Regions from separate parts of the Homo sapiens genome. Here region 2 is linked to region 1. A link is a loop called in an ENCODE intact Hi-C map of the cell type or tissue named here. Cell type or tissue: heart left ventricle. All regions are shown on one strand. Links, peaks and the distances in the headings refer to the core of each region. The heading gives the core; the rest is flanking DNA. Region 1 overlaps LOC124906307 (a long non-coding RNA gene). Region 2 overlaps LINC01014 (long intergenic non-protein coding RNA 1014).

Region 1 (5,384 bases), core at 273-5,272:
TGGAATTTCTTTATCTGACTAACAAATTTTCCTTCTTAAGACAATGCAATTTTCTTAAGACCTCTTACCTAGGAATCTCATCAAATAACCAGGAAAGATTAACCACTGGAGAAGAGACGGGGTCATGATTACAACCAGACAGACTTTTCATATATTATTTTGAGGACAGCTCTGAGAGACTACCTGGGGACTTTATCTTCATAATAAGACAACCTTTGTTCTTGTGAAGTTCTGCCCCTCTCCGTCCTGGAACCTTGTCATCCAGCTTCCAAAGAGAATCATTTACAAAATAATGTCTGCCTTCTATGTCCATACATCTCTCCTCTATGAAGACAACATTTAAAAATCAAACATCTGACTCCTCCTTAAGTCTCATATTTTGTGTGTAGCTTCTGTGTTTATGCATGTTGAATACATTTTATATGCCTTTTTCTTCTATTAATCTGCCTTTTATCAGCTCATTTTCAGCAAATCCTCAGTGGACAGAGATGAAGCGTTCCCTTCACTCCTACACTACCTACGGATTTTGTGATCTTTGGTAAATTACTTAATGTCTCTGAGATTCTATTGTTCTATCTATAAAAGGCAGATAATAATAGTATCCACATTATAGGGTCGTTTGAGAGTGAAATTAAGTGCCCAGAATAGTGCTTGTGTGATATAATAAGAAATATATTTGGTCTTTGTTCCTAGTTTTTGTTGCAGGGCTTCTGAAATTTTTGGAAGTCCTGAGTGATAGGAACGTCTTTCATTATTCATAATGATCCCCTTTATAATAACACGTGAGTTCATGCTAATGAGGTGAGTTAGATAACCCTAGATAACCTCAGGATGGGGCCAGTCCCCAGAAAGACCAAGTGATTAAGGGATTAGAGGGTTGGAACTTTCAGCCTTGTTGACCAACCTCCAGGAAATGGAGTGGGGTCTAGAGATTAAGCTCTCCAAAGCTGTCGAACAAGATTTGACAAGCTTCACAGTTGCTGAATGTGTAGAGGAGCTGGGAGGATGGGATGCCCCTCACGTCTCTACTCAGCCTGTGCATCTCTTCCATCTGGCTGTCCTTGAGTGCTGCCCTTTATAATAAATGGGTAATTGTAAGCAAAGTGTTTCCCTGAGTTCTGTGAGCCATTCTAGCAAATTACTGAACCTGAGAGGGGGTCATGGGAACCTCCAATTTATTGCTGGTCAGTCAGAAATATGGGGGGCCCAGACTTGAGATTGGCGTCTGAAATGAGAGCAGTCGTATGGGACTGAGCCTTCAACTTGTAAGGGCTATTCAGGTAGACAGTGTCAAAATCGAATTGAATTGTGGAAGACCCAGTTGATATCTGCTGGAGAGCTGCTTGAAATATGTGTAAAGACCCGTACACATCTGGCCACAAAAATATTCTGTGCTGAGAGTATAGTAGGACAGAACAGTCTGTTGGTTTGTGTGTTTCCCAGTCTTGTAAGTAGTAAACACTATATACATGTTTGCTATTATTATTATAAGAAAGCAACTGCCCCCTAGAAACACTCCTGTATGGTACAGTGTTAATGAAATTGACAACTGTCCTTTGTGAAAATAGTCTATCCCCAGAATACATATGTCATGCCATACCTTTATTGACTCCAATAGGGATGACACTGTGTCCAAGGGCTGAAGAAGAGACCTGGAGACGTGAACAAGACATAATGCTTATCAGGGGAACTTACATACAAAGACAACTTGGAAAAGAAACAACATGCATTTTGCTGCTTTTAAACTGTTCACTTAGAGAATAAAACTATCTACCAAAGTATAAAACACAAAACAACACAGAAGCCAGGTATGGTGGCATGTGCTTATAGTCTCAGCTATTCAGGAGGCTAAGGAGGGAGGCTCACTTCAAACCAAGAGTTCAAGGCTGCAGTGAGCGATGAACTCACCTGTGAATAGTCAGTGTACTCCAGCCTGGGCAACATAGTGAGACCCTCAACTCTTAAAAAAAAAAAGCAACTCATATGTGTGAGCAGAGCAATATAAGGATTCCATAAATGTATGAATCAGTGCAAATTTTCAACCAAGCATGACTCAGAGAAAAGAATATAGACTAAAAGAATGTAAAGGTAAAAGACCGGTCTATTACTTCTGAATTCTCATGCTCACTGCTCGTGTAACCCAGGACAAATCAGTGCTACCCTCTAGGACCAGTAATTAAAGTGATTAGGTTAGACTGAAAAGTTTCCTTTTGACTCTGTCTAAAACTTAATACAAAGAATATCAAAGACAATCAAAAGGTTTGTTGCTACATTCCATAACAGTTATGGTTTAAATTATTAGAAAAGTCCTAAGGTTTTTATTCTAATAGTATTTATTATGACAGAATATAGAGTAAAATCTCAATTAGCATAAGGTAGAATTAAACATGGAAACTTCCTGGAGTTTTAACCCAGGAAAGGGTAGATAATTTGATTAAAACTCCAAACTTCCTCTAGAAAAATACACAAACACATTTTGCATAAAATTTAAAAGATTCACTGATGCTTAGAAAGATTTAATTCTGAGAAAAACTGGGATTCAAACATGAGGAGAAGAAGAAAGGAGGAGTTACCCTAATTAACTGGTTACCTAGCCAATAGAAAAGAAGGATATCCAGGCGGCTCTTGGTTTAAAATCTAAATGCATTGTATTTGACAGCCACTTTATAATAGAATTAAACTTTTTATGGCTAGTCTCCAACTTAAACTCTGAGGTCTCTTGAAACTAGAAAGTGAATACAGCTTTTCTACTCATAGTTAAGCTTTTAAAAATATTAACAGAATCTTTTCATTCATTCATTAGGAAAAGGAAGTGGTTTTTCATTTTCATTCGCAAGCCAGTTTCCTGTTCACGCTTAAAAAAATAAATAAATAAATTTGGCATAAGGAATGATGAGGTGCCCTCTTCTGTTTCTAAACAGTTAATGCAGGGTTTTTGAATACTAGCAATTTGAAGGATTTTGCATTAAACTTTGAACACAGCAAGATTTTAAAATCTGAAAGAATTTCTGTTGACCTCCAGTGATTGGAATACCTCTTTATGCAGCAGAAGTTCCTCTTTGCCAATTAAAAAGTCCTCATTTCTCTCTGTGTAATAGCACACCCTGTTCCTGGCTGAGAAGAAAACAAAATTAACCTTGGGCTGGCGGCTGTGCTGCCTGATTTCCCTGGGCGAGTGAATGAGCTCACCAAATGTATAAATAATGTGCCCAAGTCTCCTTGTTGCTCAGTTTTTTCATATTCATTGAACAGAAGCCTTGAGCGCAATTCCAAACTGCTAATGTGTTAATACTTTCACCAGAGCTTGACTCCAGTTGCTGAAAAAACAAATATAAAACAGTAAACCCAGAAGGATGACCCAAACTTCCTGTTCTTTATTGGCAGAATTTTGCTGTGCAACTTACAAAGTTTGACAAATTATGCAAAGAAGCAAATGTAAAAGGACAGCTCTGAGATCCAAATTGAGGTGCTGTAGCACAGTTGCTTTAGTGGAACTACCACTGGGCTGCTGCCAGTCGCATCTGGGCAGGAAGGAAATGCAAATTAAAAGGAAAAATTAGGCCATTTTAGAGCAAAGTGAATTTTCAGCAAAAGCTCAGTGCTAACACTGAAAAATAAAGAAGGTATTATTCAGTTTTAAATCAGATTGATTAATTCTTTCTCTTGGTTATTCCAAAGTGCTTCTTTCGCTCTTCCCCGAGACACTGAGGTGTTTTGATAACGACTCATTATTTCTGTAGCACCAGTTCTTATCTTTGTTACTTCATTCAACCTCTTTTCATCTCATTCAACCACAGAAAGTGATTTTGACCTTTTACAAGACCCATAACCTTTACTGAAATCAAAGCTAATTGCTTTTCTTTTTAAATGTCTTTTAATCACCTTCAAAACTAAACAAATAACTTCAATCTAGAAAAATCAGACCTTGGAATCAGAATGAATGTTAGACATCCCTCTACTGCTTAGCAGTCCTGTGAACCTGAGATTCCTCAGCTATTAGGTCCAGAAATACCTGTCTCATTTATGTCACCAAATAGTTGTTAGGATAAAATGAGATTACATATGGAAATATACTTTAATAGCATTTATTGAGTACTTAATATGTATTAGGCACTATTCTTAGCCCTTATTACTTACTAACTCATTTACTCTTCACAAGAAATTCAAGAGAGAGAATTTTATCCCTACTTTACAGATAAGAAAACTGAGGCAGAGAAACTAAGTAACCTGCCTAAAGTCTCCTAGCTACTAAATCTGAAATTCAAACCCAGGTAGTCTGACTCCAGAGCTCACACTCTACAACCATATACACCACCTTCCAGTGTGGATATGAGTGTGGTTATTCATTCATTAATTTATCAGCTGTCTATTGAACATCTACCATGTGCCACACACTCTGTTGGATTATTAATGGAAAATAATCAAATCTATAGGATTCACTCTTTACTATCTTCACTCTTTTTGCCCTATAGGAAATGAAGAGGAAAGGGTATAGGAAGAGAAAAGAAAGAAAACTCTAAACCTATCATTAAGAACATTTGCAAAATAGTCACATAGAGCCTTAAGATGCCACAGTTCAAATGAGAGGACTCCTCCTCTCCGGCATAGACCCAGTCACCACGGATAAGACTTGGGAGTGAGGAGACAATGGCGCAAAGCAGACCCCAACCTCTCCACAGGCAGGGGCAGAGGGATGATGGGAGAAGCACAGACAAGATGAGTCAGGACCAGAGGCTTGAGCTCATTGAATGGCAGAGTCACGGAGTGGCAAACTCCAAACCCCCATGGCTAATCCTCACCGTTCTTCACTAGGTTTCTGCAAGACCTAAGAAAACTTCTGCAAAAGCACTTCCTTGACTGTGAATTTATCTGCAATGTCAGAGGTAATGTAAAACCATAAGAAGGTGACTCCTATTGACCTCCAGTCCCAACAAGGACTCCAAAATTGATAGCTGCGTATGAAAGACATAGATATTTAATCTGCACATATGTATTTAATTTTTTAAATGGGGGAAGAGAGGCTCAAGTCCTAGAATTCACTGATAATCATCTATAAACAATTATTATTTAGAAGATAATTAATAGTTTTAACACTAATAGGCCTTTTTCTTCCAAAGCAGTCTTCTCCAGAAACTTCAAGTAAGTTTAAATTCATTAGTTAATCACCTTCTTCTGTAATAAGCAGTCACTGTTATTATTTATCCTATTTTTAAGAAAGAAAAAATTTAAATAAAGCAAGAATAATTGAGACATTTAGGCATTTCTATAAAAAGCCACAGCATGTCACCTGCCAGGAAGAACGCCTCTATAAGGCAACATGCACATTTTCTTTCACTTGAAGGTATCAGTTCCTCTTTGAAGACGCTAGCTAAATATGGACTCTA
Region 2 (5,384 bases), core at 163-5,162, 520 kb before region 1:
TAAGTTCAGTGTTCCCCAGCTGTGACACAACTCACAGTGTGTACAGTATCCACCAGGACCTGGCTTCGCATGGGCCCCAGGGAAACTGGAGGGTAAGGGGAGCTGAAGCCAACAAGAAGCTCATGCTGCCTATTGTCCCAGGAGCAATCAACTGAGTAAAGCGATGTGTGTTCATTGTCTCCTTACCAGTCAAACCTATAGAATTCTGCAGAGCTGACCTAAAACCTTCCTGATGCTGCTTAGGGACTGCTTGACAGCATAATCAGCTCCTGCATCCCCATCCCTTCTCCACACTTCTTTGTCTTGTTCTGAGCCTGGGCTTCCTTGCCTCTGGCTTCCTGGTTAGGATTGGCATAATGGGATGTGCTAGGGGAGATGGGAAAATGGGAAGAGTGAGAGGTCAGGGTATTTATTCTTCTTGCTCCTTCTCTGCCTCTGTGGCTACAGCTCCTGCTTGTAGTCTCTCTTTCATAGCCAGACTCTGGTAAAAACAGTGCTCTTGGAAAAATATTATGTCACTCTTGCTAGACCTTGGGTGTATCACTATTAAAAGCTTTCACCAGCTGGGCACAGTGGCTCACGCCTGTAATCCCAGCACTTTGGGAGGCTGAGGTGGGCGCATCAGGAGGTCAGGAGATCGAGACCATCCTGGCTAACATGGTGAAACCCCGTCTCTACTAAAAATAAAAAAATTAGCTCGGCGCGGTGGCGGGTGCCTGTAGTCCCAGCTACTCGGGAGGCTGAGGCAGAAGAACGGCATGAACCCGGGAGGCAGAGCTTGCAGTCAGCCAAGATCATGCCACTGCACTCCAGCCTGGGCGACAGAGCAAGACTCCATCTCAAAAAAATAAAAAAAAAAAAAAAAAACCTTTCACCCTGCCAAAATCTCTATAAACAGCTTTCACAAAGCTATCTGCAGTAAACTATTTTGGATGTGCCACCTTGTTTTTAAAAATAAGTTAAGGCAGTCTCTTACATGTATGAAACAGGTTATACACATATACATAAAATACTGCTTTTAAAACTGTAAATTACCTCTTGTCCTCATCGTACTGAGTCTTTGCAGCCACCTTGGACCTCCATAAGGCAAAGATACTTGCCTTAATTTATGGTACTCTCAGGAAGGCTTTGACTGGACTGTGTTACAAATGCATTTTCACCTGCTCCTGGCCATTTGTTTTGATGCCTATAGAAGTCCCGTGGGTGGCCATGTTAGTGGCCATGTTAAAGATGCCCTCTTTGTCAGCATGCATCTCACTGCACCTCTTCTCGCAGATAGTTATGGTTCCCAGTGTGCAAATAATACACTTTAAGTCTTGGTATAGTTAAATAAATGTAAAGAAAATTTAAAAAGGACCACAGCATAAAAACTTTCTACATAAACTTAGATCATTTGAGGAAACTTCAAGTGAACTCAGAACCACAGTTTGTAGTTGGAAGAGATCTCCAAAGATGTTTAATAAAACTCTCTCATTGTACAGTTCATTTGATTCTTGGAAAATGAAAATTGCATGAATTCATTTTAGTCCCTGTCATAATCATCACATTTTCCCTTTTTTAAATATTATTTCTACAATGCAGCAGAATAAATTACAAGAAGAGTTCTAAAATTCCAAACTAATAGAAAAGTATATTATCCCAGTAGTACATACGAAGAGAAAATTACTAAGTGGTTTGTTTCCTTTTGTTGACAGTAATTACGACGATGAGGCTATGATGCTCATGCTAGGTCTCAAAGGATGAGCAGGTGTGGACCAGGAGGATGAGACTGTGCAATGGCAGCTCTAACAGAGCAGGCAGCCTAGGCAAAGGCCTGGAAGGGAGAAAGAAATTGATGTATCCAGGGAGCTAAAAGCAGGTCAGAGTTATAGAAGCATAAGCTAGAATTGAGGGAAAACAGAGGAGAGAAAGGTGAATGCTACCATTTAAAATTATCTGTTTCTAGCCACACAGCCAGGTTTTCTCACTATAAATGCCTGCCAGCACTGGGCTGGAGAATAACCAAGATCAAAAACACTCAGGTTCTCAATTGACCAAACAATCATGATTAACTATTTGAGAGCCCTATTTCCATTAATAGTTCTTTAGCACTTGCTGCGCGTCTAAGCACCACAACAAGTGATTCTATCAAAATCCTAAGTAATTTTGATTCAAATTATGTGGTCGTTATGAACCAAGGTCAATGCATCTATTGAGCAGTTTCCATCACGAGTGTCTCTCCAAAGAGTTGTTTTTTTATTCTCTCCCATGAAGTCTAAATCCAAAAAGCATCTAGATCAATGCAGTTCAAGATAAAGGCTGGGCTCTACATGGATGAATGTGAGTTTGCACAAGGAGCTGTCAGTGGATAATTACCGTTTCCGCAATCTACATCAGTAACTCCTAAAGCCTCACCTAAGTAGCCATACAAATATAAGTAAAAATAGAATGCTTGTTACTTTGATACAACTTCCAGGCAGGTTGCCCATCACTTAGCACCTCCCCAAAATCCAGTGTCTTCTCTAGACTTCTCTATATAGAAATGTGACCTAAGTAGAATTTCTGCATAATATTTTTAAGGGAGGAGTTTTGAGAAAGAGAAAAGTTATCTCAGAAACTAGGACTTAAAGTATAATTTTAAAAAAGAGGAAAAAAAGGTAGGAATGAATAAAAAGATACTATGTTTCTGCTAGCAAACAATTTATATTTTAACTAAGTAGATAATTATTTTAAAAAGCAATTAATAAGAGACAGTTAGACAAGACCCTTTGGTTTAATGCTCTGCTGCTGCCATCTTGAAATTCTTAATGATTTTTAAACAAAGGGTCCCATGTTTCCTTGTATTGGGCTCCACAAAGTATGTCTCTACTCTTGCCTGTGATATGGGAGTCCTCAGATGGGCAGGCATTGCATGCACAACTGGTCAAGGAAAGCAAATGGAAAAGAAAGACTTAATCCAGGCTTTAAATAAAATTTAGGAGGTAAATAATTTAGGCAAGGGGAGGGGGGAGACTTAAAATTCTGAATTAATACTCTTCCTGGGAAAACAGCAAAAAAAGTAATAATAATAAATTAAAATTAAAGCCTAAAATTAATCTCCCAAAATGGTTTCAAAAAATAAGTTACTCTGTTTAGGCTTTGCCTGTTTTCTCTGACTTAAATAGCTAGTATATTTACTTAAATCTACATTGTTGCTTCAGCTTCCAGAAAGGATTTATTATTGTACACAGACCATGAAATAAGTTCATAATTATCAGAGAATTCCACAAGGTGTCAGCCTCAAGCTAAAATGATAAATCCAACGCTGGGAAATAGTTTTAATTTTAAGAAATGAAGATTTGAAGTCTCCATTTTGAATTCTGTGTCTGGGGCCTGTAGTAATGTAGCAGCCCCTATTTGTTGGGTGCCTCGTACATGCTAGGCACTTAACATACATTATTTCTAATCTTTAAAATAACCCTGTGCTATGGTGTGAATGTTTATGTTCCCCCCCAAATTCATATATTGAAATCCTAAGCCCATTGTGATGTTTTCAGGAGGTGGGGCCTTTGGGAAGAGATTAAGTCATGGGGCAGAGCCCTTATGAATGGAATTAGCATCCCTAACAAAAAAGGCACAGGGGAGCTTATTTGCCCCTTCCACCTTGTGGGGATGCAGCTAGAAGGCACCATCTATGAGGGAGCAGGCCCTCGCCAGACACCGAATCTTCATGCACCTTGATCTTGGACTTCCCAGACTCCAGAACTGTGAGAAATAAATTTTTCTTGTTTATAAACCACCCAGTCTATAATATTCTGTTACAGGTGCCCGAATGGACTGAGATATCTCTATTGATTTTAATCCCCATTTTACAAATGAAAAAATATGGTTAATGAGTGTTAAGTCAATTTCTCAAGGCATACAGCCAGAATCAATATTCAAAGACAAAACTATCTGAACCCAAATCCTGTGCAATTTCTGCCATACTGCCTCAAGGCCTCAAACAAACAAAGCAGTAAAAAGAGTTCAAGAATGGATATAAAACAAACTCTGGGACTGTCTCCTGTCCAGGCTCTATTCTACAGCAGCTAAGGGTGCTGGACCGTCACACTGGACCTAATAAACATCAACCCAGCAGCTCCTGTCTCCTGGGTTTTTGAGCACAATAGGGCCGCCCACCAGGGCAACTCCCAGGCTATAGAACCCTGCAAAAGGGCATTTCAATATCCACTGGTTTTTATCATCATCTATTATTATTGTTATCTAGTATTGTATAAGTTTCAAAGTAATGTTTGGTGTAAATCATAAGCATTAATATTACTGTTGCTTCCAGATGTTCCTGATTTCCCAATCACACCAGCAGGAATTTCTGCTCTCAGGAGCCTCCTCTATAGCTGTAGTTTCTTGACCCAGACCTACAAACTCAGCCCTTTGCCTTCTGAAGCTCTGGGGCCATTCTTCCCTTATTTAGAAGGTGATTCAATATTAAGCTTACGGCTGGTTGTTCTGTGCAACATTGTAGTTGAACCTTAGACAAGCCCCTGTCCGTCCCAGGCTCTTGTCATTTGGACCCATTGCTTTGTTGTGCTGAACTTGAATCCATGCCTTGGGAAGGCAACAACTAGCATGAGGATTAATATCTCTGGCTCTGAGTTTGAGTCCCAGTACCATCACTTTTAGGGTGACCAACCATCCTGGTTTGCCTAGGATTGTCCCGGTTTCAGCACCAAAAAGTCCAGGATCCCATGAAATTCCTCAGTCACAGGCAAACGGAGATGGTGAGTCACCCGAAGTTTACTTCCTAACTGTGCAACCTTGAGCAAGTCACCTAACCTCTCAGGGCCTGATATGTAAAATAGGTAAAATACTAATATTTACTTTATCACATCATTTTGAAGATTAGATGAGTTATGTATACAGTGCTTAGCATAGAATAAGCATGCAATACATTTTAGTTAATAATATTATTACTCTTGGCCCGCTAGTACTCACTCAGCCTATCATTCTTCTAGAGCTCCTAGGACTGGAAGATTGCTTTGTTCTTGCCAATCATTTCCAAGAAAGGGAAGTCCTGCCCTAGAGCCCAAGATAAAAAATTGGGGCCCTTCCTGCCCTCTATCTACCCTTGCTTTTTCATTTTTCTTGTTCCTACGCTATCAGCTCTCCTACTTAACAAGCCTCTGGGAGCTCTTTGTTTTTAAGCATCAGTAACCATTTTGACAGTTCACACTCCCAAAAGCCTCAGTGACCATGAGAATGTCCCTCTAAAAAGGCAAAGCCAGTGATCATGGGCCCAGGAGGGAAGGTCTGAGCCTGGTGGTGCCTAAAATCTGAATGTGGCTGAAAATGTACACCCTGATTCTATTCATGGGTATAATAACATGAATCTAGCCTCGAAAATAATTTTGTTGACTTGGCCAATAATC

Evidence for each region. Peaks named below come from ENCODE experiments on the same cell type or tissue, not always from the same donor. Only the 100,000 strongest peaks of a DNase experiment are listed, where the experiment ranks them.
Region 2: it touches region 1 in a loop (6-fold over the local background); 87 of 110 quality-filtered maps call a loop at or near these places.

Annotation. Positions count from the first base shown.
Region 1 is chr3:178,963,845-178,969,228 of GRCh38, forward strand. LOC124906307 (a long non-coding RNA gene) reads right to left here. Exons shown (of 3, transcript XR_007096179.1): 2 at 1,601-1,652. Among named protein-coding and RNA genes, the nearest start is that of ZMAT3, 110 kb to the right of the region's middle. In heart left ventricle, for the core only: CTCF peaks have their summits at 2,919 (motif pointing left) and 3,121; no DNase peak of the experiment used is centred there; H3K4me3 peaks cover 1,005 bases; H3K27ac peaks cover 214 bases.
Region 2 is chr3:178,440,553-178,445,936 of GRCh38, forward strand. All of the region lies in intron 1 of LINC01014 (long intergenic non-protein coding RNA 1014), which reads left to right. Among named protein-coding and RNA genes, the nearest start is that of LINC01014, 24 kb to the left of the region's middle. In heart left ventricle, for the core only: a CTCF peak has its summit at 3,250 (motif pointing right); no DNase peak of the experiment used is centred there.